Linked DNA regions of Homo sapiens: region 2 is linked to region 1. The links are chromatin loops, found by intact Hi-C in ENCODE. Cell type or tissue: Caco-2. All regions are shown on one strand. Links, peaks and the distances in the headings refer to the core of each region. The heading gives the core; the rest is flanking DNA. Region 1 has its middle 31 kb from the start of CDH6. Region 2 has its middle 100 kb from the start of CDH6.

Region 1 (16,027 bases), core at 6,635-10,634:
AAGGAGAGAATTCATCATCCCCTCAAATAAAGAAGTGGACCACAATTTCCAATTACTAAAATGCAAAACTTGTCCTCTCTACTTATGTTTTTATAACACAGCATGGAAATCTGTCTTCTGATTTCTCAGAGTAAGAAATTAGTTTCTAAAGTACAAAATTGCATTTAAAATCACTTTCCTTTTCCCATTCTTATTCCTTCTTCTTTCTCTCATATAACATTTTCTGTGATGGGCTTTTGGAATGGGTTTGTTCTATGTTTTTATGCAGCATACATCAAGATAGACATTTATACTTTCATATTTAAATATTTTTTTTTTTTTACCATGATCAGTATTCCAACTTGTGGTTATGATATCTCCCACATGGGAGATATTTCATTGCCAGGTTGTGTATAAACTTCTGTTTATCAACAGCAGCTTACTGTTGTCATTTCTCTTGAGAAAACACTTTTGTTCTTATATAGAAAAATCATAAGAAAAATCTTAATTTAAGGGATTAGTGATGAGAAAAGATTATGGCCTTTGACCCGTACTAAGCTAATAATAAAACCTAGAGAGAAGGAATTATGGAGATCAATTTCCCCAAAATGCTGCTTTTGAGTTACCAATTTGTTATTCAAAATCTGTTAACGTTTGAATTCTTTAGCACCCTTTAGCCTTCATAAAATGAAATAAAACATTTAACTTTGGCCTTCTCTACTATCTGGTACTACCCCATTATACCTGGATAAGGTGAAGAATGCTGAAGAACAGTACCCACCTGCTGGCAGGACAGGCCTTGAAAGAGCTCACCTGTTGTTTAAGGAGAAGTTAAAAGGAAAAGCAACTCTCGCATAAGTGATAATTTTTTATCTTGCCTCTATTAAAAAAAAGAGAGGCACACAAAGAGAAGACAAAAGCAGAAATAAAAACGTAACAAAAGTGAAGTCAAAACCAAGGCATATTTCAAAAAACACAGACACATAAGTGGATATTTGTGTAAGGATTTTATATATGGGAGTAAAAAGTTAGCCATTTTAGAATGGACACTTTGGGGATAAGTTCAGGAGATTTAGTAGTGGTAATTCAGATTCTAGGCAGGAAGGTCCTTGATGTCAGCTTTGGAAGTAGAGCAGTTTTTTTGGCTAGAAATCAGAAGGGGGAAAAAGGCACAAAATTGTTGGAATAATATTAAGTGATACCATGGAGTAGACTTGGGATAAAAATGATTTATATGTGGTTTAGTAATGAAATGATGCAGACATTATTTTAAGTGAAAAGCAATGTGATATGATAAAGCTTGTGGCAGCATTTAGATCCAGGCTAAGGGGACCTACGTGAAGAGCAGCTTGGTGACAAATGGAGGCTGAGCTAAATCATTCATTATGGAGGGACTAAGGATGACCCACACCAGTGCAAAAGGGCAGCCTTGTGCCTGCCTCCTGGGTTTTGCACAGCACTAAATGAGGTCAGCCTCAGGTGCTCGGAGGAGGCACATGGCCAGGAGCAAAGATGCTGCTCTGTGTCTGGTGTGGTTAGACAATCAGTAAAGGCACGCATCGTCCGCCTCCCTACGCTTGCTCAATAATTGGGCTTCCCTTGTCTTGTTTCCACGTTTATTGGGCAGGAAGGGATCTGTCCATTTAATATAGAACTTATATTTTCAGTGTAGCTGACATTGGGTTAAAAATCAATATAAGACTTACATGATACAATAATGTTATTTTATTGATAGCTATCAATAATAGATAATGAGGCCTTAGTTTGAACTTCCTTGAACAAGATAAGGAATCGAGGCTGTCAATACGTTATAAATGAAATTCTAATGATGTAGAATTATTAGCTTGAATTCCAGTCCTAGACATTGATATAATTAATTTGTGGAAACTAGTAAGTTGGATGTAATAAATCAAATATGTTTTATTACATTTTTTCACAAATAGATAGATTTTTAGAGAAAAGTACCTTTCCTCTCTGCAAACAGAACCATTGCACATGCATTTATGACAAATGAGCACATGTGTATATGATATTCATAGTATTTTTTTCAGGTTATGGAACGTCTTTATACATTTCCTGAGAAGAAAGAAAATATAAGTTGCTTAGGTAATCTAATAACATTTAGATAGAAATATTTGTGTGTATACTCAAGTTCCTCAGTATCAGCTGAACATTAAAAAAATTTTGTGTGTGTGTTCTGTGAAGGTTACGGCCACTGTTAAAATTCCATGCTTTTTCCTTGCCATGGTTTAAAATACATGAGCAACAGCACAACTCTAGAGGGATTTCCAGTAGGTTGACTTTTCTAGAAATTAGGATCCTTAGGAAAGAAGAGGTAGAGATAGATTTTTAAAAATTCTCTCTTCTGCAGCTTTATTGATAATGTCCAAAGCTTGTAAGGAGATAAGATGTTCTTCCATAGGTGAATAGGGTCGTCAACTTGTTATGTCCATACAATGAAATACTATTCAGTGATAAAAAGAAATGAGCTATGAAGCTATGAAAAGGCAAAGAGGAAACTTAAATGAATGTCGCTAAGTGAAAGAAGTCAGCCTGAAAAGACTATATACTGTATGATTTCTCCTATTTGATATCCCGAGAAAGGCATAGCTACAGAGACAGAGTAAGACCAGTAGTTTGCAGGGACAGGGGTGGGAGGGCTGAGGAGGAGAGACGAATAGGATGAAGCACAGATGAATTCGAGGACAGTGTAACTACCCTGTATGATACTGGAATGGTGGACTATTGCATTATACATACAACCTGAATCCTATGGACTTTAGTTAATAATAATGTATCAATATTGGCTTATAAATTATAACAAATGTATTACGCTAATGCAATATGTTAATAGTGGGGCAACTGTGTGTGTGAAGGGGTGGGGGAGATATATGAGAACTCTGTTTTTTCTGTTCAGTTTTTCTGTCAACTTAAAACTGTGTAGGGGAGAAAAGACTTTTCTTACCCATTACTGGGTTCATGGCTGAGATCCCTATAACAACTGGCAGATTTACAAGAAAAAGGCATACAAATGTATTTAATATAAGTTCTGTGTGACATAGAAGCCTTCAGAATTGAAAACCCCACGAAACAACAGGGGAAACTGTATTTTTATGGACAGCCATGCAGAAGTATGATTAGAGGACGAGTGAGTGTGTTCGAATGGTAATAACTAGGCTGAATTTAGCAAGGCCTGTTTATTCAGATTTTTCCCTGTGTCCTTGTGTGACATTCCCTTCCTCTAGTATACAGTGGGCACCTCTTGAATGAGGGTCTATCACCTACTTAGAGGAAGGTCAGATATTTCCTTTATGGCCTGCTTCAGGGAAGAAGGGAAGGAAAAGGTCAGAGAGACCTTCCTGCTTCTGCTGTTTTCTCAAATGCCAAGGCGCCAGTTTTGGGATAGCATGTCCTGAATCCATCAACTGCTCTAAAAAAATGAAGTCAATTAATTCAAAAATTCTCTCTTCAAAATTAGCATTCAAAATAGAAACTTTCAATTCATAAGATTAAGGCTAGTCTGGGTGATAATTGGATGACATCCCATTGGAAAAGGGACATAGCACTGCTTCTTCTTTAAATTTCATATGTAAAGGGGAGGGAGAGAGGGTATGGGCTGAAAAACCACCTATTGGGTACTATGCACAAGATCATTTGTACCCAAAACCTCAGCATCATGCAATATACCCATGTCACAAACCTGCATGTGTACCCCTTAATCTAAAATAAAACTTGAAATTATATAAAACATCTCATATATTCATACATGTACATGCATATGTATGTATATACACAATACATAGATATGAACATATAAGTATATGTTTGTATAATTCTATATTTTATGTACATGCATTTTATATTTGATGTATAAACATGATTGTTGTTTCAAACCAGTTTTGCAAGTGAACCACTTTGCCCCAATATGCTCTCACCTTGAACCTCCCCATGAGAACAATATTACCACCTTTAAAGGCAACAATATTCTCTCAAGTCCACTTATGCAGTGGGAAACTTGTTTTTTTACAAAGGTGAATAAAAGAATAAATAAGCCAAACTTCTCCATATCACCATCTTTTCCATAGTTTCACTTCAGGATTTATAGAATTATAGAAAGAAGAGTAAGATAAAGCAATATATACACACATAATATATATATGTGTAATACATACACACTTGTAGGTTTAAGTGTGCACACGTGCATGTGTATCTGTGTCTGTGTGTATTTGTCTCTTCTGTGTGTGCGTTGGTGTGTATTCTTTTCTTAAAGAGCTCTAAGCTAAACTAAGAGTCATCAAACAATTTACCTTCTCTTCTATGGACAAAAGTCATCAACCATGTTTAATTTTTTCCTTTTTCAATTTCATAGTAAATGAATACCATAAATTGCTCACATCAAAGAATATAGACAGCTCTCTTTTGCATGTGTACAAATCAAAGTCTTTGTGAGGGAGACAAATATTCTTTGGTTGGAAGTGGCTTCATATTGTTTCCTTTCTCTTCTTGCAGGACAATAGTACACATGTATTTCTATAACAAGGTATATTCCACAGGGGAGGGCAGGAGAGTCAAGAGGCTTGTGCCTTCCCTGGGAGATTAGAAAGATAATGTAGATAAATCAATCCTTTTTTCCTATTTGGTTTTTACAGCAAAGGATGAAGAGAAAGTTGGGGAAAAAAGTTAGGGTGTGATTTCTGACGTGGATTCCTTACATGTAATGGGTCAATAATAGTTTTTGACATAATTTTGCATCCTCCAGATTTTCAAATACCATCCATTATAAGTAGGCTATTATGTTTACTGTGGCAATGCTTATGTATGCATTTATGGTTTTGCTTTTTTTAATCATTAGAAAGCATTTTTGAATCTCAATTTAAACGTTACCTCATTAGAGAGTCCTTCCAAATCTAATCTAAGCTCTACCCTATTCTAGTTTTCTTTCTTACTGCATTCCATTCCTTGACTTCATAGAATTTTACATGATTTGTAATTATACATTATTTGGTCACTTTTTCATTGTTTTCTGCCACCGGAATGTAAGTTCCACAAGGACATGAATGTGTATTTTGTTTCTCTCTGTATTTTCAGCACCTTGAACAGGGCCCGACAGATGGTAGGTGCTTAATAAAGATTTGTAGAATGCAGGAATGAATGAATGGTTGGCTTGTATAGCACTGTAGGTAGGAGCATGGGCTGTGGGACCAGAATGCTTAACCACAACTTGGCTATGCCACTTAATAATTAGGTGATTTTGGACAAGTTATTAAAACTTTTTGCCCCTCAGTCTCCTTGTCTGTTAAATGGGCCTGATAACAATAGTTTTTGCCTCATGGGTTTGCTTTAGGAAACTAAATAAATTCGTGTATGTAAAGAATTTAGGTCAAGGCATTTTCTTAGTGAGCAGTCAGTAAGTGTTTTTAATCCTTATATTTTCCTTTTATCTGAAATGAATTTGTAATACATGAAGCCTCTATAATGGATATCATTAGATACAGAAATACAGAATTTAAAAATAGGCATGACTTACTTATTTTAGGCGTTCTGGTGGATGAATATACAACAGTACATGTCTCTGTATAATTACATATGTAGAAGCTAGCCTAAAACAATACCACTACACTTTTGCTTTATAATTCACAACTACTATGCTATGTAATATTGTATTTGATTCTGACACCAACACTGCGGAGTAAGGAGAGAAGGCTTGGCATTGTACTGAGGAGGAAAGTGGTTCAGAAATGTTAACTGCAAGTCCCCAGATCCCATAGCGGGCTAAACTAAGGCCTGACTTTAATCCACATCTCCTGACTTTCAGTCCAACTCTCTTTATTATATTATCATTTACAGAATTATTGAGTTGGAACTTCACAAGTCATCTGTTTAACCAGTGTTTACTAAATACATGTCCAGGATTAACCATGTGCACAGCAATCTTTCCAACTCAGCCTTATCATATACCTCTCCTTTTATTTGAGTTAGATCATTATATTTTAGAAAGTTATTAGAAAAAACCTATTATATGCATATAAGTTAGATATATTTATTTTGATATGTATTTTCCCCCTCTGTGTGCCCATATTTGATTAAGAATAATAATCTAGAACAATGCTTCTCAAATATCATTGTGCATACAAATCTTTGGGGGATTTCATTAAGGCCCAGATTCTTACTTAGAAGGCCTGGTGTGGGGCCTGAGATTCTGCAATTGTACCCAAGCCCCAAGTGACATGAACGCTGCAGTCCATGGACTACACCTTGAGCAGCAAGGATATAAATCACTCTGTCAAATACATTTATGATTTTGTACATACGTGTGAGTGAGTGTGCATACATACGTGGGTAATCATCTAATGGATATTTTACAAGTAATGGAGAAATGAAAAACGAGTTATAAAAGGAGCTAATTATGGAAATTCAATGAAGAAAATGCTTTTTCAGAGAGGATGAGAACAGTAGGTAGAAGGGAGAGAGGTAGGAAAAAGTGTGACATGCGCTTCATTCTTTTTGCTGAGTGTCAAGAAGCTTTTGGATCTCTCCAGTCTGTTTCACAGACTCCCAAACCTTAACAAGTTCAAACTGAGCTAATTATCTTCCACCAAGGGTCAGTTACAAGAAGTATGATTCTGGGGGCACACACAGAGCCTTTGGAAAGGAAGCACTGTTTCTATTGGTTGAAGCCCTCCCAAGTGGGACCTATGTGAGACGTAGGACGTAGGTTGACAGTGCTTCCAGCGTGGCTTTCTGGCTCACTGATAAGCCTTTGGGTTCCCAGTTCAGTCTGAATAATTGAGCCTTTGGAAGGAATGACCAAGAACCATCAGTTCAATCTTTTCTGTTTTTTTTTTTTTTTTACACCTTGCCAGGTCGCATTGGTGTGCCCCATGGAATGATTGAGACTGGCCGGGAGACATCAAGAGGTATTAATGTGTATTTTGCAAGGAAGGTGCAGGAGCTGGGGCCTTACCTGCAGTTGCTGATGGATTTCTTAGTGAGAAAAATGGTGAGCAAATTGTAGTCAGAGCTATCTAGTGGGGCATGGTAAACCCTGTCAGCCAGTTAAATTTAACATACTGTCAACAGTTTGGGAGACCTTCACTGGGGCTTTTATTCTTTCCCTGGGGAAGGCTCCAAGTGGGAAGCTTCTCTTTCCTCTGAACATTCCAGGATATAAGATGTTCCCTTTCTCATTTCCTGGATTGTTGCTGTTCCTCCAGTGTCACAAATTGTCCTGTCTTCTTCAAGTAGTAATAACGTTACCACTTTCCAAACCTCGCCTCCTTATGCTCAGACATTTGATCCAGAAATGTGAGATATTAGAAGGAGAGAACATTGTTATAAAACTTACAGAGATCCAAAGAATCCCAACTTTGACCTGCTGAGACATTTTAGGGGTAGTGTCCTCCTGGTCTAAAATCATTAGACCAGAGTGTTCATTGTCCTTATGGTCTAAGGCCATGCCAGTCTAAAAGGAGAATCCAGGCAGCTGATTATCCTCAGCATCCAGAATCCAGAATCAAATTAGAATCCCCTACTATTTTTTTTGATTGGCCTGTCATCCAGGGAGTGTATGAACCAGATTGAGCTGGAGTTCAAAGAAAGGATAGTGCATCATGCCAGGAATAGTCAGGCTGGAGTTCAGAATTTTCATAATAGGTCTATATAAATTCTATGATTCTTTTGCCTTGATCACCATACATAGGTAATTATTCTTTGCTTTGTATTATTCCAATATTACTTTTATTTTTTTATGAGTCATACTGAACAGTTACTATCTCTCTGCATGTTTATTTTTCTGACAAAAACATAAGTTCTTTAACGAAAGGAATTTTGACTTTTGCCTTGGTATTCTTTTATTTTTATTTTTAGTTCTTGGGGTACATGTGCAGGATGTGCGGGTTTGTTACATGGGTAAACGTATGTCATGGTGGTTTGCCGCACAGATCAACCCATTACCTAGGTATTAAGCCCAGCATCCATTAACTATTTATCCTGATGTTCTCCCTGCCCCAACTCGATCCCCCAACAGGCCCCAGTGTGTGTTGTTCCCCTCCCTGTGTCCATGTATTCTCATCGTTCAGCTCCCACTTATAAGTGAGAGCACGTGGTGTTTGGTTTTCTGCTCCTGCATTAGTTTGCTGAGGATAATTTTTCTTGGTATTCTTAAGACATAAGAGAATATCTGGCACTGTAGAAGGTTCTCAAAAAATGTTTCTTGACTAGAGCTCAATGGGGAAAGATGGACTAGGAAAACACTATTCAAATTAACTGTGAGTTGTGTAAAAGACAGAATCCGGTTAAAAGGAAATTATTATTGATTAGTTATGTGTAGAGGAAACAATAGAATTGGGGATAGATATTACACATTTCTTCGAAGATTCTATAATTGTGTATTACTTCAGAAAAAATCCAATAGGAGTCTAGGAGATTAATGTATGTTTCTTGTGTTTTTTTCCTGCATTGCATTAAACTATTTAGTAATGTTTTGACATTTAATAGCTATCTATAGAATTATTTGATTGGGTGGTATTAATTTTTTTTTTGGTCTTAATGATGCTTATCAAATTAGTTCATTAAAATTAGAAACATCAGACTGAATTTCTAAGTGCCTGCCTGGGATGAATGACAACTTTGCAAAACTAAAGAAAAAGAGCCAAATGCTTAAAAAAAGTTAGGACAGGTTTCCTCAAGCTTTGTTCAAATATCCTGGGCTAGTTCGGGTAACAGTGGGAAAAGCGCTCTGGTACTCTGACTTAAGGACTGATGATGTGCTTATATTTGGAGAAGCTCTGCTAAGCACTTTTATAAAGGCAACATGAGAAGAGAGGAGTCGCGGATAAGCAGTGAACGGTCTATGAATGGTGAGGGCAATAACGAGCTTGTCTCTGAATCCTTGGTGATTCAGTGGCATGCATTATTTGCTAGCTTGCAATTCTGAGTTACTAGTTTACTGCTGGGCTGTAAGGTTCACCTTCTCTTGTTTTTCTTCTTATTTCTTCTGAACGCACACCCCAGGAAGTGAAAGTTACAACTTGCTTTGACAGACATACCAGAGCCTTTGGACTCTATAGACAGAGGGAATGTATTCAGAAGCTTCCTGCTTGGTGATCACATCCTTTGTTCTTTTGTGCATACCCTAAGTGAACTTTGCTCCAGACAAATTAGCCTAGGGCAAGGCATTGAAAAGACAAGATTCCAAGAAGGACACATAACACAGAAAAAGGGAGTGCTCCTTCATTTCCATGTAGGTTCCTATTTTTAGCCAAACATTTATCATTCTCATGTTTAATTCCTCCTAAGAATGCTAGTAATTCATGGTTTTATTTTTTTGTGAGTGAAATTGTTTCTGTCTAAAAGACCTTGAAGTTTTTAAGCATTGGTTAACTTTAAGGACAAGAAATCCTTATACTTAATGGGGAAACAACTTGATCAGCATGTCTGCTTGAGTTTTTTACTCTCTGGAATTTGAGGCAGCGTACAGATGTCATAGATCTATTGAATCATGCTTGATTGCAATATCCCACCTCATGAAAGATCTGAATTTCATTAAGCAACATCTTACTCTCCTGGTTTCTGATTCAATGGTCATTTTTTGGGGGAAGTATTCCTTGACTGCTGGTACATTATTATCATATAATAATATAGCACATATATTATGGTTGATTGTATATATATACTGTGTATGCATCTGGCTCTTGAGTGAGTTGAGAAGGTAAGAAGAAAGTTATATTTGTATCTTGGTTTACCCATCATTTAGCCCAGTACTTGGCACAGAGGGTGCACACATTATCCGTTGCTTTCTGACATGAATAAAAGTAAATCCTACTCTCATCTGAAAATTTAGTGGGGTTGCTTCATTTTTATAGAAAGGTGGTCGACAAATTGCTTTGAGCTCATGAGTGAACAATAACTTGTCTTCTCGAATAAAGATTGTCATCCAGACTTTTCTTTCTCCCATTTGTAATATTGTAAGAGTGTATGAAGTTCCTATTTCTAGTACTTCAATTCCTAGTGGACAACCACTCAGGCTTATCTTCCAGAAACACTTCTTTCATCATGTCTTCTCTTTGCTAAGAATCCTTTAAAACATCCCTATTAGGAAGGAGTAAACTGGGCCACTTTACATCCCTTGCAGTGCCTAGCGTGGCGTCTTGTACAGAGTTGCTCAATGGATGCTGATTAACAGGGAGATGCCAGCCTGAAGGTGATTCTAATAGTGGACTGCTGAGCTCTGCTTTTAGCCACATCTTGTTACACTCATGTATCAATGATGTGTTTGAATACATAGAATGTATGCTTATCAGATTTGCAAATGACCTGAGGCTGGAATGGATAGCAAATATATTAGATGACAGAATCAGAATCTGAAAACATTTTGACAAGCTTCCTCTAACAAGATGAAATTTAATAGGGATACAGGTAAAGTCCTACCTTAAAAGCAAAAAACCTTCCTGCTTAGCAACTGAATGTAGCAGATTCTCAGAAAAGGTCATCTGTAATAGGGTAGCCATATGTCAATGAAATCTTAGACTTATTTGGAGAACAGAAGGAGGAAGTTGAAGATCTCCCCTCTGGTATTGGTCAGACTCCATCTATTTATGTACAATTTATGTATGGTTTGTGGACAATTATGGGTTCCACATTTTCAGGATATATAGACAAATTGGAATGTAGTTAGATAATGTCAAAAGTTATTAAATCTATGCTGTTAAATGAGTACTTTTCTATGATAAGAGAAAACTCAGAGAATATAGAGTTTAAAAAAATAGTGGAAGTAGCATCATGAGGAAAAGATATTTGTCTGGAGCTTCATGGTCTCAAAGGTTTGACTAGCATTAGTATCTAGAAGTTATAGGGAAAAAAACTTTGGCTAACTCTAAGGGAAAAACTTTTAATAGTCAGCTCCCGATTAGGCCATAGCTTGCCCATGAAAACACTGAGTTGTCCAGTTTCTTTTTAAAAGAGGAAAACTCCATTAAGAAAAAGCCCACATGAAACTGACAATGAGATGCCACTATCCACCTATTAGAATGGCTACAATCCAAAACACTGACAACACCACATGTTGGCAAGGATGTGGAGAAACAGGAACACTCATTGCTGCTGGGAATGCAAAATGGTACAGCCACTTTGGAAGACAGTTTGGTGGTTTCTTACAAAACTAAAGATGTTTTTACTCTATGATCCAGCAACCGTGCTCTTTGATATTTACCCAAAGGAGTTGAAAATTTAGGTCCACCTGAACTAGATACCTGCACTAGAATGTTTACAGTTGTCCTTCAATAGGTGACTGGATGAACAAACTGTGGTACATCCAAACTATGGCATATTATTCAGTGATAAATAGAAATCAGTTATCAAGCTATAAAAAGACATGGAGGAAACTTAAATGCATATTGCTCAATGAAAGAAATAAATTTGAAAAAGGCTACCTACTGTGTAATTCCAACCATTGGACATTTTGGGAAGGCAAAACTATAGTGACAGTAAAAAGATCTGTGGTTGGCGGAGATTCAGGGGGAGGGAGGAAAGGATGAACAGGTGAAGCAGAAGGGATTTTTAGGGCAGTGAAACGAATGTGCATTATACTCTAATGGTGGATGCATGTCATTATGCATTTACACACAACCATAGAATGTACAACATCAAAAGTGAACCCTAATTTAAACTGTGGACTTGGCAGATAATGAGGTGTCAATGCTGGTTCACTGACAGTAAAAAATATGCCGTACTAATGCAAGATGTTAATAAGAGGGGAAACTGTGTGGGAACTGGGGGTGAGGGAGGGATATGGGAACTCCCTGTACTTGCTACTCAATTTTTCTCTAAACTTAAAACTTTTCTTTAAAAAAGGCTGCATAAGACAGTGATGGGGTAGGAGAGAAGGCCTGATATCCACTGGGCGGAGGTTTCTCCTGTAGTATCTAGTAAGAGTTACCAGAGATTGCAGTGGAGGAAGAGGGCTGATTTCAGCATCACAGAAGCAGTACTGAGTATCAGGTCCAAACGACATTTGTGAGATCAAAGACAGGCTCTGCAAGAGTCTAGAGGAGTGTAGGAGTGTATGAGTGTTAAGTAGAATGATTATTAAGACAATATGAGACTAAAGCCTTCAAGATGGAAATGGAAAGTGCAACAGGTTGTCATGGCTGCAGGACTCTGGTGTGGGCTAGCTGGTTCAAAGGCATAGTGTCTGGCTGCTTTTAAGTTTCCTGTCTCTGAAGGGATTCACAATAAACTTGGGGACTAGTTTCTAGGAATGCCACACACATATATATGTGTATATGCACCCACATATATACACATAAGCAAATGTGTATATGCACACATATATGCACATATACAGATGTTTATATATAAATACAGATGCACACAAATAGATAAGCGGGATAATTTTGTATACTGATAAGAGCCACTAAAAATATATGATGGAAAGTGACAGTGGCAGGATGGAAGCAGGAGGTTAACCCCACTCAGTGTGCTCAGGCAAGGTTCTGTGGAAGAGACAATTGAGCTGATACTTGAAAGATGCAAATAAAGCAGCACTGAGCACAGCTGAAGAAAAAACGTGGCAAGCAATGGTACATATTTTTATATTTACTTGTTAATATCCTGTTGGTTCCCCTTGCTTGTGAGTGTGTGAGAGGGCAGGTGTGTATTAGCAGGGTAGTAAGGATGAAAGAAAGAAATCTTGAGGACGCAAAGGAAGAAAGGTAAGTACAGAAACCAAAACTATTTCAAGGATTGGACCCAAGAATTTTGCAGAACGTTTTTAGAAAGACATAGGACTCTTGTATTTGCCAAGAATGAAATTAGATCATTTTTTCTTGTACTGGGTCGGATAAATAGTTTCCTAACTAACTTGAAAAGTGTGATTACTTTGTCAACTTTAAAAAGATAAGCAAGAGTTGTGAGAATAATTCAGAATAAAAATGTCTTCTATTTAAAAATTTTTAAAAACGTGAAGGATTAAATTAGCTAGCACAAACTGGGCACCTCTCTGAGTGGAACATTAAGTTGTGGGCGTGATGATTTTCTGTTAACAGAGGCGACAGGAAGAGGGCATGGCTAGGATCACTGTGAATATGGCCGAGCTATGCACACTTCAGAGGTCATGCTGTCTAAGTCCTGAGGAAGACAGGAAGTGATAACACACTTTCAGTCATGCAGGCTTTGCAAATATACATAGAGAGCTAGAACAGCTAAGAGAAGAGAAAAGTGAGGGAACAGGGAATAGGGGGAGAGAAGACAGGGATCATAGGGTGTACAGTAGTGGAATAGGATAGGATGGACGAGAAAGATGAGAGACAGAAGAGACACAGATTCCCCTAAAATATGATTTTGGGAGGAATATTTAAAAAAAGAACTTGAGAGAGATTTTTGAATAAATTATGGCTTTATTAAGAGACTGATAGATGAAATTTACTAAGAGACTCACCCAATCTAGCGTTGACCAGCACAGCGCTGCAGATGTCTTATGTAATGTTGCCTTTAAGAAAGTGGAAGTATCGCATGTCATGTTCTCTCCTCTTCCAACTCCCTGACCCTTCTTTCCATGTTTCTTTTCTGTGGAAATGGCAGAAATGTATCAGGCTTGTGATGCACCATCACAGATTTTGAATGGTCTATCCTTTTTTTTTTTTTGATTTGGAAGCCCTCAAAATGCTTGCCCATGATAGTTCAAATATCTGAGGAGAGGGTTGCTGGGGCTTTGCAGTGAAGAAATATTTGAATGGTATTGTCCATGATACACTATGTGGCTTTCACCATGCCTTCAGACTTCTACAACTGCAACTTCTGTCCAACAACCTCTCACAATGTCATAAATCTGCTAATTTAAATTCCAGGAAACCCATTCAATGCAGTGAAATTAAGTAATAATTGAAGTGGATACTAGCTACTTCAGCACAAAAGGTTTTATTTTGGTGTATTTTTAGGGCTTGGTACAACACACTGATACAAAAATACTAAATCACCAGAAGAAAAAAATCAGTAGTGTTGTAAAGGATATGAGAAGAGAGAAAAGAACAAAGGACTTTTCTCCAATCAAATGCAAATGCAAATGACCTGCAAGATTGTGAAAACAGTCTTTCTCCTGACAATGAACATTTTCATGCAGTGAAATCCGTTTTTGAGACTCATTTGCAAACGCTGTGATCTTGCTTATTTTCTATAGTGTTTGGTTATTTCAAATTGATTAGGAGACCTCTGATGTGGGAGAGAGAATCACTGAACTACCCCAGGTATTTCCGTAATTGGTTATCATGCTTAATTACAAATGTTTCAGCACAACCAATTTATTCTGGGCCAGATTTCCCTTGTCTTTCTACTGCTGCTCTTGCTGGTGCTGTTTTCTGTTTTCAGGGAGAGAAAGGAGAGAGAGAGAAGACAGATTAACCTTCTCCTATGCATGTTTTGGTTCTAAAAAAAGCAGATTAATGGATTGAGGGATTCATGCAAAGTATCCTATTAATAGTAGTAGTTAAAATGAAAGAAATGGAAACATGTATATATTAGTTTGTAGAGGGAGGTCATTCATTGCAAACTGTTACCAATCCCTTCTGGTTCTATTATTTCCATTAACTAGTGCTGGGAGCTGGAAGTTCAGCTCTCTCATCTCTCTCACCCTGCCATGATGCTGGCTGACCTTCATGTATTCAATCCACTTGCTCCTGAGCTCATCTGAAATAATGGACTAGAATGAAACAGAATATGACTCCACATAGTGCTATTCATCGTCCAGCAATCCTGAAGACCAGAGCAAGTGGCTAGTTGTGCCAGTGTCCCAGGCTGCAGATGGGGCACACATTGCAATCTCCATACTCTCATCTACAGCCTGGGGCAATTCAGAGCCAAATAATGAGAGGTGAGACCCTGGTGAGGGCAACAGCGTCATGCCTCCTGTCTCAGGAGGACCAGTGAAGATCCACACAAAGTTTGCAGCCCCAAAGGAAGATGGCAAGAATCTGTCTTTAATATTTTGTGACCAGAATAGGATTTAAGGAAAAGTGGGCATTTTTTTCAGACCATTCCTGCTGGACACTGCACATCACTAGGGGAGGTGCTACCTATTAAGAAGTGTCTCCTTACCAGTGCTATGACAGATATCTTGGCACGAAAGCAAAACATGCATTATGTGATGGAAACTTTGATTTCTGATTACTACTTTCAAATGTAATCGTTATTGTTGAAGCAAACCTTCAAATAAAGTGAGTTTTTAAAATCCTGACTGCTAAAGAATAGGAGAGGTTAAATTTGATCTAGTTTGATTCCCCATTGACAAAATTTACTGGATATTTAGGAAATTATAAAACAAACAACGATTGGTACTGGGAGGGCTCTTTGAAATAATTTAGGCTAACTCAGTCATTATTCAGATAAGAGCGATTAAGGGAAGTCAGGTGACTTTTCCAGAGGTCTATTAGTGGCAGAGCGGGGGGACCAGAATCTAGCTTTACTTCAGGTGTAGAACATGCCTGATAGAAAAAGCTTTTCTGTTTTCTGTGTATTTCCCACAACCAGCATCCTCCTTATGTCAGGAATTTTCTGTCCCTATAGAGTGATTTCATTTTACTTTTGTTGTGACAGGAATTACTGATAATAACGCAGAGTATAATAAATTATAAGAAGTGATGTTTTTTGTTTCTCAAAATTTATTTCAACATCTACTGAAACTGTGTTTGATTCCTGAACATTTGTGTACATAGAGAAAGCACTTTTCTTCGGTGGCAAAGATATCTGTTTTACAGTTCCTAATATTTACTATCAGTACTTCAGTAAACTTTTGTAAATCATTATTGAGGGTGAGAATTAATTTTGTGAAAAGTAGCCATTGGCAACGTTCACATAAGTCTGTGAGAAAAACATTCCAAATTGGGATTTTATAGTCACCGAAGGAAAAGCTCTTCTGTTATATTAGAGCTGCCAAAAGAATTCAGAACTCAAAAGATCCAAATGACAGCAAAGCAGATTGAAGCTGCTCTTCTTTCCACGTTCTCTTTTCTTTATGCACTCAGGGCTCTGCATCAAGAAAACTTATATGCAAGGGGTG
Region 2 (16,027 bases), core at 5,356-9,355, 71 kb after region 1:
AATTTCATAGATAAAGGAACAAAGTTTATATCTGTTTTGTTTGTCTAAGGGTATGGTTCCATTTTCCTTAGAAATCTGAAGATTATAGAGTACATTATTTAAGTTCATGTCTGACCTTTGAGAGGCACAACAAAAATAGTTCACAAAGCATATTAATTAAAGGATATTAGATAAGAAATATAAAATGTAGTACAGCTAATTGCCAGAAAATCTCCTACCAAGCTTTTCAGAAACACACATTTGAGCTCTTATGGAGCAATGAATCCATAGCTACAGAGCTTGAAGTGCCAGTATATATGAGAAAATTGTCACTTCCAGATCTAGGATGGTATTTGGCACATGGTATGACATATGTCATGTTCACTGCAAGCAGTTTCTTGTGCATATGGTCCTTCTAGCTAGAGGAGCCCATCCACAGCCTATTTTATCAATAGTGAAGACACTCAGACTGAAAATAATCTTGTTTTCTGCATTAAATAGAATCAACTTATATTTGACCAAGAAAGCAATATATATTTTATTGATACATTGTTTTCCTTAAGCCATTATTGTAAAAAAAAAACTCCTATACTGATGGTATAGAATAGTTCCATGCCTACATACTAAATATTAATTGTATTGTAACAAGAGTTTAAGAGTGTTCACTAAATATAGCGATTTACTATGGAGTCTCTGAGTCCCATATCTGACTAACCTTAAACAAAAAATTTCCTTTTAGTTTTTGCAATTTGAAAATGATTTATAGTTTTGATATCCTTTTTTCTGATGTGTAGCATTGGAAGTTGTATTGGTCAATAGCATTTAAAGATGTAACTTTCAAAAAGGAGTCTTGGCACAAATTCTTTGCTTATGTCTGACCACTCTGATATGCTAAGTAACTAACAGGTAAATGCAACATGTTAAGTAAAACCAAATTCATTCCCTTTTAATAGGTATTTAAATGAAAATAACTTGGCACATCATTTGTGAATTCTAATTTGGTTGTTTTCTTTCAAAAACCCAGGAAAGTAATTTTAGAAACTAAAATAGACCATGATTTAAATGCTCTTTTTTGTTGTTGTTGTTTTTGAGATGGGGTCTCACTATGTTGCCCAGGCTGGTCTCAAACTTCTGGGCTCAAGTGATCCTCCTGCCTGGGCCTCCTAGAGTGCTGGGATTGCAGGTGTAAGCCACTATGCCTGGCCTAAATATACTTTCTAATAGTGGAAAAATGATTTAAAAAATATGTTTTACTTGTGTGTCATATAAATTTTTATAAACATTAAGAACATTCAGAGGTAAACTTCAGTGGCTATTTTTAAGTGTTGGAAAGTACCAAGGAATTATTATTAATATCAAATAAATGGAATCCAGAAATGCCCAAGAATTCAGAAAAAAAAACCAAAACCTAACATTTCAGTCAAAAGAATAATTCTTCACACTGCTAAAGAAATCTTTATCACAGGATTTGTAAGAATGGTTTAGCACTTTTACCAATATTCTATGACCTCAGAGCCACAGAATCTAGACATTGGTAAATTACAATGAGATGACAGTGTCATGCTTTCTATGGTAGTACCATCTTTGGTGCAGTCTCCACAAGCAAGAGCCCTTTAACTGTATCTCTCTTTCAGATTGTTTTTGGCTGGGTTACAGTGACTGTCCTAAGAGTTTGTTTCAGATAATCTGGCTTTCTTCCTTCTGGGCGTATGGTAGAACTGGACTGACTCATTCTCTTTAGATTCAACATGACCATGTGACTTGATTTGAACAATGAAATATGATTGGAGTCGATGTTTCACTCTGGGTGGAAGCTTTAAAAGACTTTGTGCCATTTTGCTGTGCTCGGTTTCCCTCTGCCACAGTGATGGGTACTTCTCCACGGAAGAGTTCTGTCAGCTTGGTTCCTGGAGACAGAGAGGACACATGGAACCCCCAGCTGGCCCGGTGGACATGAGAAATGAGCCTTTGTGGTTACAAGTCATTAAGATTTGGGAGACTGTTTATTCCTGCTGCATGTTTTCCATCCTTACTTCCTTAACAGTAATAAAAGTAATAGATTAGCTCCTCTCCCAGAAAAGAAAACCAACTAAAAGAATGTATCACAAAGTATTTACTAAAGAGATAGCACATTTTCTATAACATGTGAAAAAATATAAAATGAGAAATCAATTACTTTAACTGTGCTTTACAAAATTGTATTTGATTTTAATGTGAGATAAAGAATTTATCACTGTCCCTGCATCATTTTATTTTATTAGATAGGGGTCAGGAAACTTTTTTTTTGTACATGAACAGATGGTAAATATTTTAGGGTTTGTAGGCCATACTTTCTCTATCACAGTGACTCAACTCTGTCACTGTAGCCTGAAATTAGCCATAGACAATATGTGAATGAATGGGCATGTTTGCAATGTTCTAATAAAACTTACAAAAACAGATGGCTGGCCTGATTTGGCCTGGTGACTAGAGTTTGCCAACCTCTGCTATTATTAATAGATAACATACTTATAAGATCCAATATTATTAGTCCTAATAATACTGACATCTCTTATATTTTCCTATGTGACCCGAGCAAACATATTTTTAAAAAGTGAGTTGCATTTTGTTTTTTACCAAGTTCCAACTAGTTTTGTGGTATAGGTGGCATAATTATCATCAATGGAGAAATTATATTTACTATACAGTATCTAGGATGCATTACAAGTTCTGATTTACTAAATTATATGATTTTTAACTAATTTAAACATTTTATTTTATCTTAACAGGTAAAGCCATTGAAGCACATTGAGACAAGAGGTTTGTCTGAAGTCATGGAGGGGGGTTGCAGAAGAGTGAGATCTAAAACCTTGGTTTTTGGGCATCCCCCTATTTCTATTTTATTTCCATTATTACACACTGGCTTCCAAATGAATAGAATAAGTTTAGAAGGATTAGGCCAAGAATTTTAAACAGGTTTAAAATTTAAAGACTTTATTTGGACTTTATCCTGGACGTTATTTAAAGATTGTGGGAACTGATTTTAGTTAATATTGAATAGAGCATGTGTTAAATGAATGTATGTGAATATGCACGAAATGCATTAAGCTTCAGTTTCAGGTTTTTTTCAAGGTAGGAGGGAAAGAAAGATGTAGAGTCCTGCTATTACCCTAATTTATGATGTTTACTTATTCCTACCTATCTGACTAATGCTCCTTTTGTTCTCTTTATAATTCTCAGTTTGTATCTACTACCTCTGTCCCCCCAAGAGCTGCAAACATTAGCTGATTAATACTCAGTCTTCTTAGCTGCTGTGATCAGTAGAAGTAATCTCTCATAGCATGTTGATATCTAAATCAACATAATATATCTAAATCACCTTTGCTAATCTGTTGGAATTTGCTTAGTGTTTCCTGAGCTTATATCTCCACTACCACAATATGTTTGGAAAAAGAAGTACCCAGGACATAAAGATATGAGAATTCAATTCTGTAAAAGAGAATAGATTTCACTTTTGCAGTTTGAAACGTTTCATCAAAGTCTTTTTTAAAAAAGTTTTGTTTTCTTTTTTTTCCAGTTCAAGTTATTCTGAAGAGAGTTTTTCCACATACAAACTGCCAACTTGGCCATTTTCCTATCTATCTATCTATCTATCTATCTATCTATCTATCCACCCATGCATATATTTTTGTTCTTTTTTTTTTTTTTTTTTTTTTTTTGAGACAGAGTCTTGCTCTGTTGCCCAGGCTGGAGTGCAGTGACATGATCTTGGCTCACTGCAACCTCCGCCTCCCAGGTTCAAACAATTTTACTGCCTCAGCTTCATGAGTAGCTGGGATTAGCAGTGCCTGCCATCACACCCGGCTAATTTTTGTATTTTTAGCAGAGAAGGGGTTTCGCCATGTTGCTCAGGCTGGTCTGGAACTCCTGACCTCAAGTGATCCACTTGCTTTGGCCTCCCAAAGTGGTGGGATTACAGGCATGAGCCACCACACCAGGCCCATTTTCCATTATATTTAATACTCTCTTTTTTCTCCTCACCCAAATAACATAGGAGAAGGGAAAAAACCCTTGAGGCTAGAAAGAGAAGTAATATTTTGGAAATCTCTGTGGTTCAGCGGTATGTTATCTTGCAATTTAAAGTGTCATTTGATTTATTTTTTGAAGACTATGTTATGGACTGAATGTTTGTGTTTCTCCCACTAAATTCATATGTTGAAATCCTAACCCCCAATGTGATGGTATTAGAGAATGGGGTTTTGGAAGGTAATTAGATTATGGAGGTGTAGGTCTCATGAAAGGATTAATGCTCTTATAAAAGGGACCCCAGAGAGAACTCATTCACCTTCTTTCCAACGGGTGCGGGTACAGAAGTCTGCAGCCTGCACACGGAAGAGGACCCTCACCAGAGCCTGACCTTGCTGGCACCCTGATCTTGGACTTCTGGCCTCCAGAACATTGAGTAATACATTTTTGTTGTGTATAAACCACCCAGTCTATGGTACTTTTGTAAAGCAGCCTGAACTGAGTAACATATTGAGATTATTAATTATAGCCAAATCTTGATTATTTGTACACTATATGAATTCTCTGTCCATGCACTTGATCAGAGATTGAATTTGGCTACTGTGGTGGCCTAAATAATTACCTACCAAAGAGGTCTATGTCTTAATACCTGGATCCTGTTAACATGTTACTTAAGACGGCAAAAGGGACTGCAGATGTGGTTAAGTTAAGGATCTTGAGATGGGGCGATTACCTTGGGCTATTCAGGTGGATCTAATGTGATCCCAAGGGTCCTTATAAGAGGAAAGCAGTGGAGTTGGAGTCAGAGAGGAAAAGATATGCTTATGCAACCAGAGGTTGGAGTGATGGGCTTTGAAGTTGGAGGAAGAGACCATGAGCCAAGGAATGTAGGCAGCCACTAGATGCTGGAAAAAATAAGGAAGCCCATTCTCTCCTAAACCCTCCAGAAGAAAGAGGCTTGGTGCAGCTGTGCCAAGTGCCTTGATTTTAGACTTCTGACCAAAACTGTAAGAGAATAAACTACCACTAAGCTTGTGGTAATTTGTTACTGGTGCAGTAGGAAACAATTACACTTACCTCTCTGGGTTATCAAGGAATGGAAGCAAATTTGAATTTCCCAGTGAAAATCTACAAGAGAAAGAACCAGCTTTTGGATCTCAAACACCAGAACACATATATTGGTAAAACATAAATTTGCTTTGGAATATTTGTCATTTTATCTTCTTTTTTTCCTATTGGGATAATTGTGAGTTCTTAGAAATGCTACTGATCTTAGGCCAGTCTTCCATTTGGTGCCATTGCTCTGTGGTTTGCTCTGCTAATCTTGTATTTTCTTCTTGCTTTCTATAAATTTAAGGAACGCTGTGGGGAAGTGAGAAGCTGGCCTACCTTGGAGAAGGAGTGGGTGTGTGAACTTGCTTCCAATTAGGCACAGAGAATGTCCCCATTTTGTTCCAGGGTCATCACCTGCATGGCCTGCGGTGGAGCCAGGGGCCAAAACACAACAAGGGAAACTAAAGTCTCCTGTGACAAATTAATTGGAGGAGAGGATAGGAGAAAAACAAGCATCCCACTCCTTCTCTTTACTCAAGTGGTCTGCGAAGTCGAGTCGTGGAAGGGAGAATAAAACTCCATTTTGTAATGCTTTTTAAAGACGTGGCCATAGCCAAGATGCAGGACTTTTAAAGATACAATAATCCTAGAATTTTCTAGAACTTTTAATCATAAGCCTCAAAAAGTATTCAATCACTTGATGGTGGCACCCACAAACCCCACATGCTGTTGTCTGGCATAGTCAGTGCTCTTTGAAGAATACACTCACAATTCTCATTGTTTTATTGTACCCGTTATTCCTGGCTGGTCTCAGTTTTTATGAAGCCCAGAAGGAAAACCTGTCCTAAACCATCAACAGTTGCAAAGTTTAAAATGTAGATTCTGATAAATGCTGTTTTTATATGCGGTCTTCTCTCCTGCTGCCCATCGGGGATTGATTTGTCCCCCTTTCCCCCCTGATTTTAGAAAGTATTTGCTTTGGAAAGTGGTTATATGACTTATTGTCCAAGTAAAAAATAATTTATCTTTACATGGGTGCTGAATTTAAAAACTTAACATATGATTATGTATAACTTGATCTATTCTCAGGAAAGAGATGAACAGGTTAAGCAGTTTGTACTCACTGGGCTGTTGGTATTATACAAAGTAAGATGGGATGCTATTTATTTGCCTTCAATCCTTACTGGGGAAGCAAAACATCAATGCCTTGAAAAGGCTAGTTCACGAAGCACAAATACCAGGTGGTCTTACATCCCAGGGAAGGATGTAAAGCTAAAGGAGTGAGAGAAGAAAGTGGGCTGGATGGAGATGGTGAAAGAAATCTCCCCAGATGGGATGGGGCCCAGTTCGATTTGGAAGCCTAGGGAAGAATTTAGAAATGTGATAAGAAAGGAGGAAGGGGCGAGTTTAAGATGCCAGGGGACAGCACCAGCAATTCTGAGCTCATCAAGTTTGAAAGATGGAGAGGAGCCCTGCTTTGTGCATTTATAATCTAATTTGAGGACAGGCCACTGCGGTATTTTTCTTTTCCCTGGGATGCTTAAGAGAAATACGCTCCTCATTCCCAGGTGGGGCACAGCTTTTCCTCTGTTTTGCCAGCCTTAGCTGGTGAAGTGCTGTTGCAGTCGTAATGGCAGACTCTTCTCCAACAGGCACAGACCTATCTTGAAGGCGTAGCATCCTGTCACTTTTCACTTAGCATTTGCTTCAAATAGATGAAAAAAAAAAAGTTCTAGCAATTGGAAGTTTTGCAGTATCAACAAAACCTGTGTGAGAACTAGTCCTTACATGTAAAGTCTGCCCGTTAAAATCTGGTATCTCAGGTTCCCCCACTCCTCATCATAACCTGCTAATAAGGTATAATTTTGACATTATCAAGATTTGCACTTGTCTTTATTTATTTATTTGTGAACAGTTTCGAGCTAGGTGCCATGAGAAATAAAATGTTCTACCAGTCATGGTCCCTACCCTGAAATTTTGAAAAAAAAATTTTTTTTGGCCTGTCTCAGAGCTTGAAAGTCTGACAAACTCTGAAAAACCATCCTTTGAAAGTGAAAACAAAGCGGGTTACGTCAGATTCTGTTTTGAGGCATGGTTTCCTAATTATCTCGTAGGACTCAAAAACCTTTTAGAAGAAAAACCTAATTTTGGAAATAAACTTCTTTCCAAGAGTGAAAACGTGCCACACGGCTGAGTGCTGTTATTATAACTGAGAAGGAGAATTTGCAGGCTGCGCATGAGGCCAGCAGCCACAGCACCTTCTGTACTTGTTTTTCACTTGTGTGCTCACAGAACACTCCCAAACTCACCTTCTTCCAGCTCTTGGTATTAATGGCATGGTCTCCAACCTTCACAACCAAATATGACACACAATGGCTTGCTATAATAAAACTCCAAGCCCTTTAAGCCAACAAAGCTCTTCACATTCACATCAAGTCTTCAACAAGATTTTTCAAAACTTCCTCTTTGGGTACCATTTTCAGGGCCAAATACACTATTTGTTGTTGTCTGTGCATAGCACCTATTAAGTAGTGACTCCAGCATTTATCTATTTGTCTACTCTCATTTGACACTGTGTGCTGTACTTCCATATTTCCAACAGACTGGTGGGATGAAGGCACCTAAATTCAGTAAGTTCAAAGCCAAGCTAATTAATTTTCTCCCTAAATTACTTAAATCACCGACGTCAGCTAATTACCTCACGAGTCATCCTGATGCTCAAACCAGGCACCTCAAACTCTTCCACAAGCTCTTCTCTTTTGCTCCTGTCCTCCATCCTCCTCAGGGCCTCCATTCCCACAGAGCCTCTGCTTCATTTCAGACTCACTTAATTTCTCACTGGATTAGCACCAGACACCTTGTTTTTTCCCCCTGCTATTTCTAACCTAGTGTTTGCATGGCTTCAAGTAAAATATCTTCCCAAAACATAAAATTGTTCATTATAGTATCTTTTCAAAAACCGTTTACCCAAAGAAAAATATTCTTGAGATGAATTATGTCCTCCTTTGTAATCTGGCACTAACCTACTTTATTTTTGCTCTAGATACATAGAACTTATTAGTCCCTTCCCAGATCTATTATTCTTTGTTAAGTCTTTTTGTTTATCCTCATTTTTACTTGAAATTCCTCTCCACCTATATCTACATGTTAAAACACTCTTTTTAAAGACAGTTCAAATGCCACCACATCAATAACTCATTCCTGATTTGGCCCTTTCAACTCTCATTACTCTTTATCTCTGTCTCTCTTCTGGTGAATATCAAACTTACCTAATAGCATAATTTAATAGAAGAAAGTTTGAAATGGTCATCACAAGTTTAGGTTCAAGTCTTGAGCTTTTCCTTATCTGTGATCTTGGGCAGGATATTTAATTCTTTCTCAGTCATTAAGAAGTGGATACGATTCCTTACTTTTGAGGGATAATTTACTTTTATTAAATTATGAAGTGCTACAAATGTGATTTGTTAGTATTCGAGGGACCAGAAAATGGTTATAAGACTAAGGCCATGCTTGAAGGTTCTATGGGGCAGATCCCTTGAAATCAAAACTTATGGTTGAAGAGGCCAGGAGTGGATTTATGTACAATGAACACAATTAGCAGAGAGCAGTCCAAAGTGTCTTTGAATTGACAGTGTCTATCTCTAAGTTCATAGAAGTCTACTTGCTACCATTGTGTAAATAAAAATGCATGTTTTTTGCTTTTGTTTTTTTTTTTTGGAAATGGGCAAATTTGGGTTTAAATGCTGAGCAAACCCTCACTAGCCATGTAGCATGGAGTGAGTTATCTAACCCCTGGGAACCTCAGCTCCTCACCTGTAAAAACAATTTACTGGTAAAAATTTGCAAAAGCCCACTATGAAAGGCACCAATGCTGTGAAGCATCATTCCTTTTAGATGGCAAAGTTACAGAAAATTCCAAAGTAAAGGATGTTGATTTTTTGTAAGAAATGGAAAAGGACCTCAGTCTCCATGGTGTCCTGAGGAAGTGTTTTCAGCTGTTAGTCCAATCATAGAACTGGGGTTTCTACTACTGGAGGAATTTCAGGCAGCACTCTTCTCATCTCTGAAGCTGAACACGGGAAGAGTAGAGTGTTGATAAAGAGTGGATGCTTTCAGAAAATCTGCAGTCTGTGAGGAGAGTCCAAGAGTTTTCAGGAAGGGTTGGAAGACTCATGAGATGGACATGTAGATGGAGTAGTTTTCTTTCTTTTTTTGAGACAGGGTCTGGCCCTGCCACCCAGGCTGAAGTGCAGTGGTGCAGTCTCAGCTCACTGCAGCCTCAACCTCTTGGGCTCAAGCTATCCTCCTGCCTAAGCCTCCCAAAGATGTGAGCCACTGTACCCAACTTGATTTTCTTCTTCCTTCTTATTTTTAACTGCACTCTTGGTACTTGGACTTAGGATAATCATAGCCTCATGGGCACTCCAAGTGGTGTTGTTTGTTCCATTTTCGTTGAATAAAAGCTACACACACATTTTCTTTAATGCCTTCTCTTCTCTTCTCTCCTCTCCTCTCCTCTCCTCTCCTTTCTTCTCTTCTCTTCTCTTCTCTTTTCTTCTCTTCTCTTCTCTCTTCTCTTCTCTTGCCAGGTTTTTGATACCTGATATAATTGCTAGAGGACATGGTATACTTTAAATTTTTTTTTTCCAAATCATCTCCTCTACTTTTTATGGAATAGTAAAACTAATTTATATTATAATCACATGAAGGAGGGTGGGAGGACTTTAAGTTGCTTTTGGTTCTCGGCCTTTGACTTGTTGGTAAATCAAATACATAAGTGTTGTTGTGAGAGCTAAATACATAAGGTACATAAAGTAAACATTTTATATATAACAAGCACTAAATAATTCATTTTTTCCTTCTTTTCTTCCTATATTTTTCCCATCCGAAATATTTTCCCTGGAACTTATAGTATGTCTGATATAAATAAAAATAGATTCAGCTTGCCTCCTGAGACAAGGATTGCAACTGGATGTGTTAAGAAGGATTGTGAAGCTCTCTTTGAGTGCACTGGGAAACAGGGTTATGGACAATTAAGAAAGTTTGCCATGGGAAATGCCATGGGGACAGTGGTAGCAGGCAAACAAGGTGTTTTCCATCCTTGATGTATGTAGATGACATGTGGCTGTTCGGCTTGTGCAAATGTTCCTGGAAAGTTTCCTGTTAAATGCATAGATAAATGCTTAAGACCTAATCGCAAACTCAATAATACTTATTTCATTTTGAAATGAGGAAGTTCTGACTGTGTATATAAAGTTGCATTTTTCTTGTTATTGTTTAAACTCATGGTTCTGATAACTAAAATCTTGAAGAAAAAAAGCAAACAAAACCACCAAAATGTTGTGAAATGTTTTCTCTACTTCTTTAGTTCCTGAAAAACAAAATGGATAATGCTTTTGAAACTCAATTTCAGCATAATGAATAAAATGACCTATCATTAAAACCATTGTAGCATTAATTTTTGAAAACATTAAATGTACTTTTTTAGGAATGGGTTTTTATGATTGGGGCCACTTCCCCTTGACCTTTAGGACTATTTCCAATGAATCTCAATCTTTCGCCTTTGTCCGGATAAAAGCTTCTCTCCTTCCTGCACTCTTCTTCCTAGAGCTCATCCAAAGGCTAAAGCTAATAAATAAATAGGGGTTCTTTTTACCAGCCTACATCATGAGCCCCAGCAAGAATTAATTGATTCTCTATGGTCAACAGCAGATTTCAGGTGTCTGAGTAATGCTGGCAAAAGCTCTCTCTTTTTTGGGTGGGTGGGGAGGGGAGGAGGGCAGGGAAAAAGAGGAATATTTAAATTTCCAAAGCAGTTAACCTTAATCCTCTTCGCTTTTGCCCTAAACTGGGCTGTGTCTGTTGTTTGAGAGTGACAATGTGTGGATATTTTAGTTACTGCCAGGTGAGACTCAATCTTTTTTCATTCTTTCAGGACCTTGGGGGATCTTTTGCTGTATTGCTCAAATTCCCTCTCAGTTCCCCTACATTTGTTAAACTGAGGCCCAGAGATTATAGCTAAGCCTAGCAATGCATGCTGCTGTAATGCTGATCATTAACTGCCTTGTCCAGATGGTCCCTGCTCTCACTGACAGATATTAAGGCTAAATTGTTCATCTCCAGCGTTTCTTGTAGACTGCCCAATATGTTTACTGTGGTCCATTTACAGGAGAGTGACATTAAGCAGATCTGATGCTAACATTGTGGCAGTAGCCCTGATGAGGAAAGTGGCAGATCTAGGGAGCAATGCGGAGGATGCAGCAAATGAGTAAGTTACACCCAAAAGCACCAGCCTTCCGAGGGCAGCTATTTTAGTAATCTGTCAAAGACAGGCAGGAATTCCAGCTTAGTGCTCAGCTCACGCTGGCCTAGAGAAGATTAGCAGTACAGCAACTGACACCTCGAACTACTTTCCTTTAAGTCATGAAAACAACAAGCAAGCAACAAAAAAACACTAGTCTCACACCTACCTCAAGGTCATTCTCATATATCAATCATACTGAGATCAGTTGGGTTTCTGGAGACACACATCATGAGAGACTTACAACTCACTTGCGTGCTGCTTAGAAGTTGCATTTTCCTTTTAAAGTTTTGTGCTAGTGTCCACTAGATCTCCCAGCTCTTAGCTTTACATTTCTCCCAGTCCAGCTATCAACTCGGTTAACATCAGTCTTTATTTTCTGGTTCTGGGAGCCATAAATGCTAAAGCCAGAAGTAGCTTTTTCATTTTCCTTTTTTTTCTTTGAAATAATAGGCAGACACCATGTGAAGGTGTAGAATGGCTAAATAAGACGGCATATCCATGTTTTAAGTGGAGACAGAAAATCTCTTTAAGAGAAAAAATGTCAATTTTGTGCAAGGCACTTGGCTTCATGATCTCATGGATCCAAGAATCCACAATCAAATTCCTCCCATCAAATAACTTACATTAAAACCATTAGGTCTATTCATCAATTAAATTGTATTCTTTGGAAACTCTACCATGGTTGCACAGTTTCGAGAAAGCCATTAACTACTTGAGAGTCCATTTATAACCATTAATTATAAAGATGTGCAATTTAAATAATTCTGGCTGCCTTTAAAAAGCTAGGCTGGAGAGTGCAGGAGGAGAAACTGGAAGATTTGTTAATGACCTCGTGCGATATAGCGGATGAGAAGTGTACAACCCAATGCATTATATGTTGGGGAAAAGGAAAACCACATTGTGAAAATATTATTATGGGCTTTTATAACATTATCTATAACTTGTAACTTTTTAGATGTCTTGAACTTAAAATATACAAATTTATTTTTCCTTTGGAAACAAAACCACTGCAAAATATTTCAGCCATGCCAGATATACGAAATAATTGTGTTTTGCATGTACTAATTTTTAAGACTTACATATGTTTTTTGGGCAATGAAAATGGGCTTTCCATGTTGAGAAAGAATTATAATTTGAGAGGAAGCAAATCTAGATTTGAAAGCAGGAAGATAATTTTCCTCTAAGGTTTTTAAATTTCTATTCAACCTCGCCCTTTGATTGCAGTGGTGTTGAGAAAGAAAGAGAGTTTGGTGTGTGTGCTTTAGGCCCCTGAAATGATCCTCCTTTCTCTGGACTTCAAAGTATAGAAATTATTCCATCCTACTTTTCTACTTCAAACCACTCTGTCTGGTGGTCAGACTTTGAACTCTGGGTGAGAATAGAATTAGCCTTCAGGAACTTTGGAGAGATTTATAAAATCAGCAATGAACGTTTCTCTCCTCTCTAAAGACTTTTTGCTGCCATTCCAGATAACATCCTCGGTGGGCTATAATAAGCATACTTAAAAAAAAAAAACCCGCTTGGATCTCTACTGTCCCACTTTCTGGTTTTGAACAGCAACCCAGAAAACTATTATCTCAAAACTGGTTCTGGTCTTATGTGAAGAAGACAAATATGGGCAGGTTCCCGTAGTCTTCTCCAAAGGTAGGATTAGAAAAGAAGACTACGAGGATGAAGAGACATTTGAGAACTTTTCACCCAATTTCATCTTTGTAACTTTACCTGACAATTTAGATAACATTATTTTCTCCAGTGGTAGGAGATATACACTTATTTCCGGTGTTTTCTCCTTCTTTTGCATCTTAGGGTGACTGAGGTGCATATATGTTTTCCAGCATACCTTCATCATCAATTTACAGATTTTTTAAAAAGTTGCAAAAAGCTCACCAAAATAGGAGTGTTTGAGGAGATACTTGTTATTAAAAGGAACGTGATAAGCCCTTCTTGGAATTCTAGGCTTCCTAGAGTTGCCACCCAAGCTTCTACGAGAACATTGAGTCCAACGAGTTTAAAGATAAACTTATGGACATCCTTATCAAACCTTCTCTTCTTACTTTACCACTGTTCTTGTTGGGTGGTGTCCACATTCAGTACTTGCTCTCACCATCCATATCGAATGGTCACCAAGTCCCATTTAGTCTACTTTCTGTGTATTTTTAGTCTGTCTCCTTTTCACAAAACCCTCTACAAATTCCTTTAACTTTGTATACCTTGAATGGGCTACTGCAAATAGGTTTCTAATTTGAACAGGCCTCCATTACTACATCACATCCTGTACGGTACCCAGAATGATCCAAATATGTACATTTAATTGTTACTCTGCACTTTGATATTTATTAAGGATCCTCTATTACTTATTGTCTGGAGTCTATAAATGCCAGTATGGTGCATAAAAATCCCTCTAAATGAGGTTGACTTTTATTCAACCTCATCTTTCCCCAGTCATTCTTCCGACCTGATACTCCAACTAAGAAACTATACATGGTTACTGCAAAATGTTAAGTTATTTTATTTATCCTATTCTTTGCACATACTCTTTCCTATATGTGGGCAAGTATTTCAAGCACTATGCTGAAGAAAATGTTATTATGCCCATTTTAGAAATGAGGATACTGAGGCTGAAAGGCAGTTAAGTATCTGTCCCATTATTATTATCCTAGTAGTCATTTTAAAAAATCTCTGGTCACCATATGCTTTTGATTTTACTTATAAATATTTCTGTAATCTGCCTTCTTCCTTCTGTTTGTATGCCCATAATCATTCATTTATTCGATAACTGTCTATTAATTATGCACTTAACGTGTCAGTAACTTGCAGGTGATGCAACGGTGCTATCTCAATGTCAGTTTTGTGCCAGAGCTGGCTTGTACAACTGTGAACTTCTCTTCCCTACTTCATGTCCAATGGCATCATTTTGGAGCTTAAAAAATGGCCACAAATCAGGATTTTTTTTTCCTCTGGAGAGCTGGCTGTTGAATATTTACTAGCACATTACTACATCTCATAATCTCTCACCTCTTCTCTCAGAATAGACTCTTAGTTAGGACTCCATTTCATGATCACCTCCTAAACAAAAATGACAAGGCCGTGATCTTTCCAAGAGATAGATTTGATACGTCTCCTACTTTCTTTCCATTGTTGACAGTTTAAAATCAAAATTCCTTATAGTGGTATATAAGACCCTTCTAGAAATGGTCACCTCTCCATATTCATTTCCTATCATCATTATATTTTATACCTGTCAATGTAAATAGTGTAAACATTCTGAAGAAACTCACTTGTTTCTGATCTCCTTTTTGTGCCTACTGCTTCCTGTGCTAAGAACACCTGTCTGCCTTCCTTTCTTCTCCTCCTCCTCCTTCTTCTTCCTCTCTCTCTTTCTTTCTTTCTCTCCCTTCTCTTTCTTTCTCTCTCTTTCTCTCCTTCCTTCCTTCCTCCTTTCCTTTCCTTTGCTTTCCTTTCCTTTCCTTTCTGTTCCTTTCCTTTCTTTCTCTTTCTTCCTTTCCTTTTTTTCCCCTTCTAATAAATGCTAGTCCTCAAAATTTAACCAATGCAGTGCTTGGCACAAGGAAGCGTGCACTATATTTTGTCAAGGGAACAAATACGTCTTTAGTATTACTTCTTGTAGTAAGCTTTTCTGGAATCTCTCCCTTTCCCCATTACAGGGAGAGTTAAATGTCTTTTTATTGCATGTCTTTCTTTATCATATGTATGTATTCACAGGCACATATAAAACTACATTCATCAATCCATGTATTTATAATTCTGTTTCCTTTGTTGTGCTATAGATCCTTGAGGACCAACATTGAGCTACCTATTTCTGTTAAATTTTAAAAATTGAATACACTTTAGAATGATATATAATTAACTGTGAATCTGTGCAGTGCCTACTATGTACTTCTATTAGTGAGGATAGGCCAGGTTATGCTGTGATAATAAATATAGCCTTAAATTTAGTGGCTTTACATGATTAAAGTATATTTCCCACTTGGACATAAGTCAGTGCATGTTGGGGCAATTTTCAGGATATCTCTCCTCCATGCAGATTTCCAGGATCTAGTGTAGTTCTACATTTGGAGGAAATCTCTTCTGTGGCTTCCAAGGTAGCTCAACAAGGGAGTAGAGAAGTGGAAGAAGTACAAGAGCTCTTGACTTACATATCACTTCCTCTCCAGTTCATTGGGCAGAACTAGCTCACTGACTCAAATCTAACTCTGAGGAAGGTTTGGAATTATGACTGTATGTTGCCAGTATTTGGTGAGCATTAATAATCTCCACCACAAACATTAAAGAATATAACGGGAGGAAAAGTTGTTATGGGGTGCCAGAGTTGGGGGCAGCTTTATGGCAGAAATAAGGCTTATACTGAACTTGACATAATGATAGAATTTAGATCATGAAAGAGAGAAGAGAATCCAGTCATTTATTGACCTAAAATGTGATTAAACTCTAGTTTGGTTGCAGATTATTTCCTTGTTTCTATATAACTTTTAGATTCATAATTTTACTTATGATATTTGGTTTTTCAAAAAAACATTGGAGTATAATGAAAACTCATTTATTTTGTTAGGTTTAGAATTCTCATTAAGAACTCAGCAGGGGTTTATGGTTACTGATCAAAGACTGTTAGAACAGTTTAGGTGACATTAATGTCTAAAAGTTTAGAAAAAATGTCATTTTGTGGAA

Evidence for each region. A loop is a pair of places that touch in the nucleus more often than their neighbours do. Peaks named below come from ENCODE experiments on the same cell type or tissue, not always from the same donor. Only the 100,000 strongest peaks of a DNase experiment are listed, where the experiment ranks them.
Region 2: a loop joins it to region 1, with 5 times the contacts of the local background. A loop is called at or near these places in 1 of 110 quality-filtered maps.

What each region holds. Positions count from the first base shown.
Region 1 is chr5:31,154,981-31,171,007 of GRCh38, reverse strand. No RefSeq gene overlaps it. Among named protein-coding and RNA genes, the nearest start is that of CDH6, 31 kb to the left of the region's middle. In Caco-2, for the core only: no CTCF peak of the experiment used is centred there; a DNase peak (open chromatin) is centred at 9,087.
Region 2 is chr5:31,082,362-31,098,388 of GRCh38, reverse strand. No RefSeq gene overlaps it. Among named protein-coding and RNA genes, the nearest start is that of CDH6, 100 kb to the left of the region's middle. In Caco-2, for the core only: no CTCF peak of the experiment used is centred there; no DNase peak of the experiment used is centred there.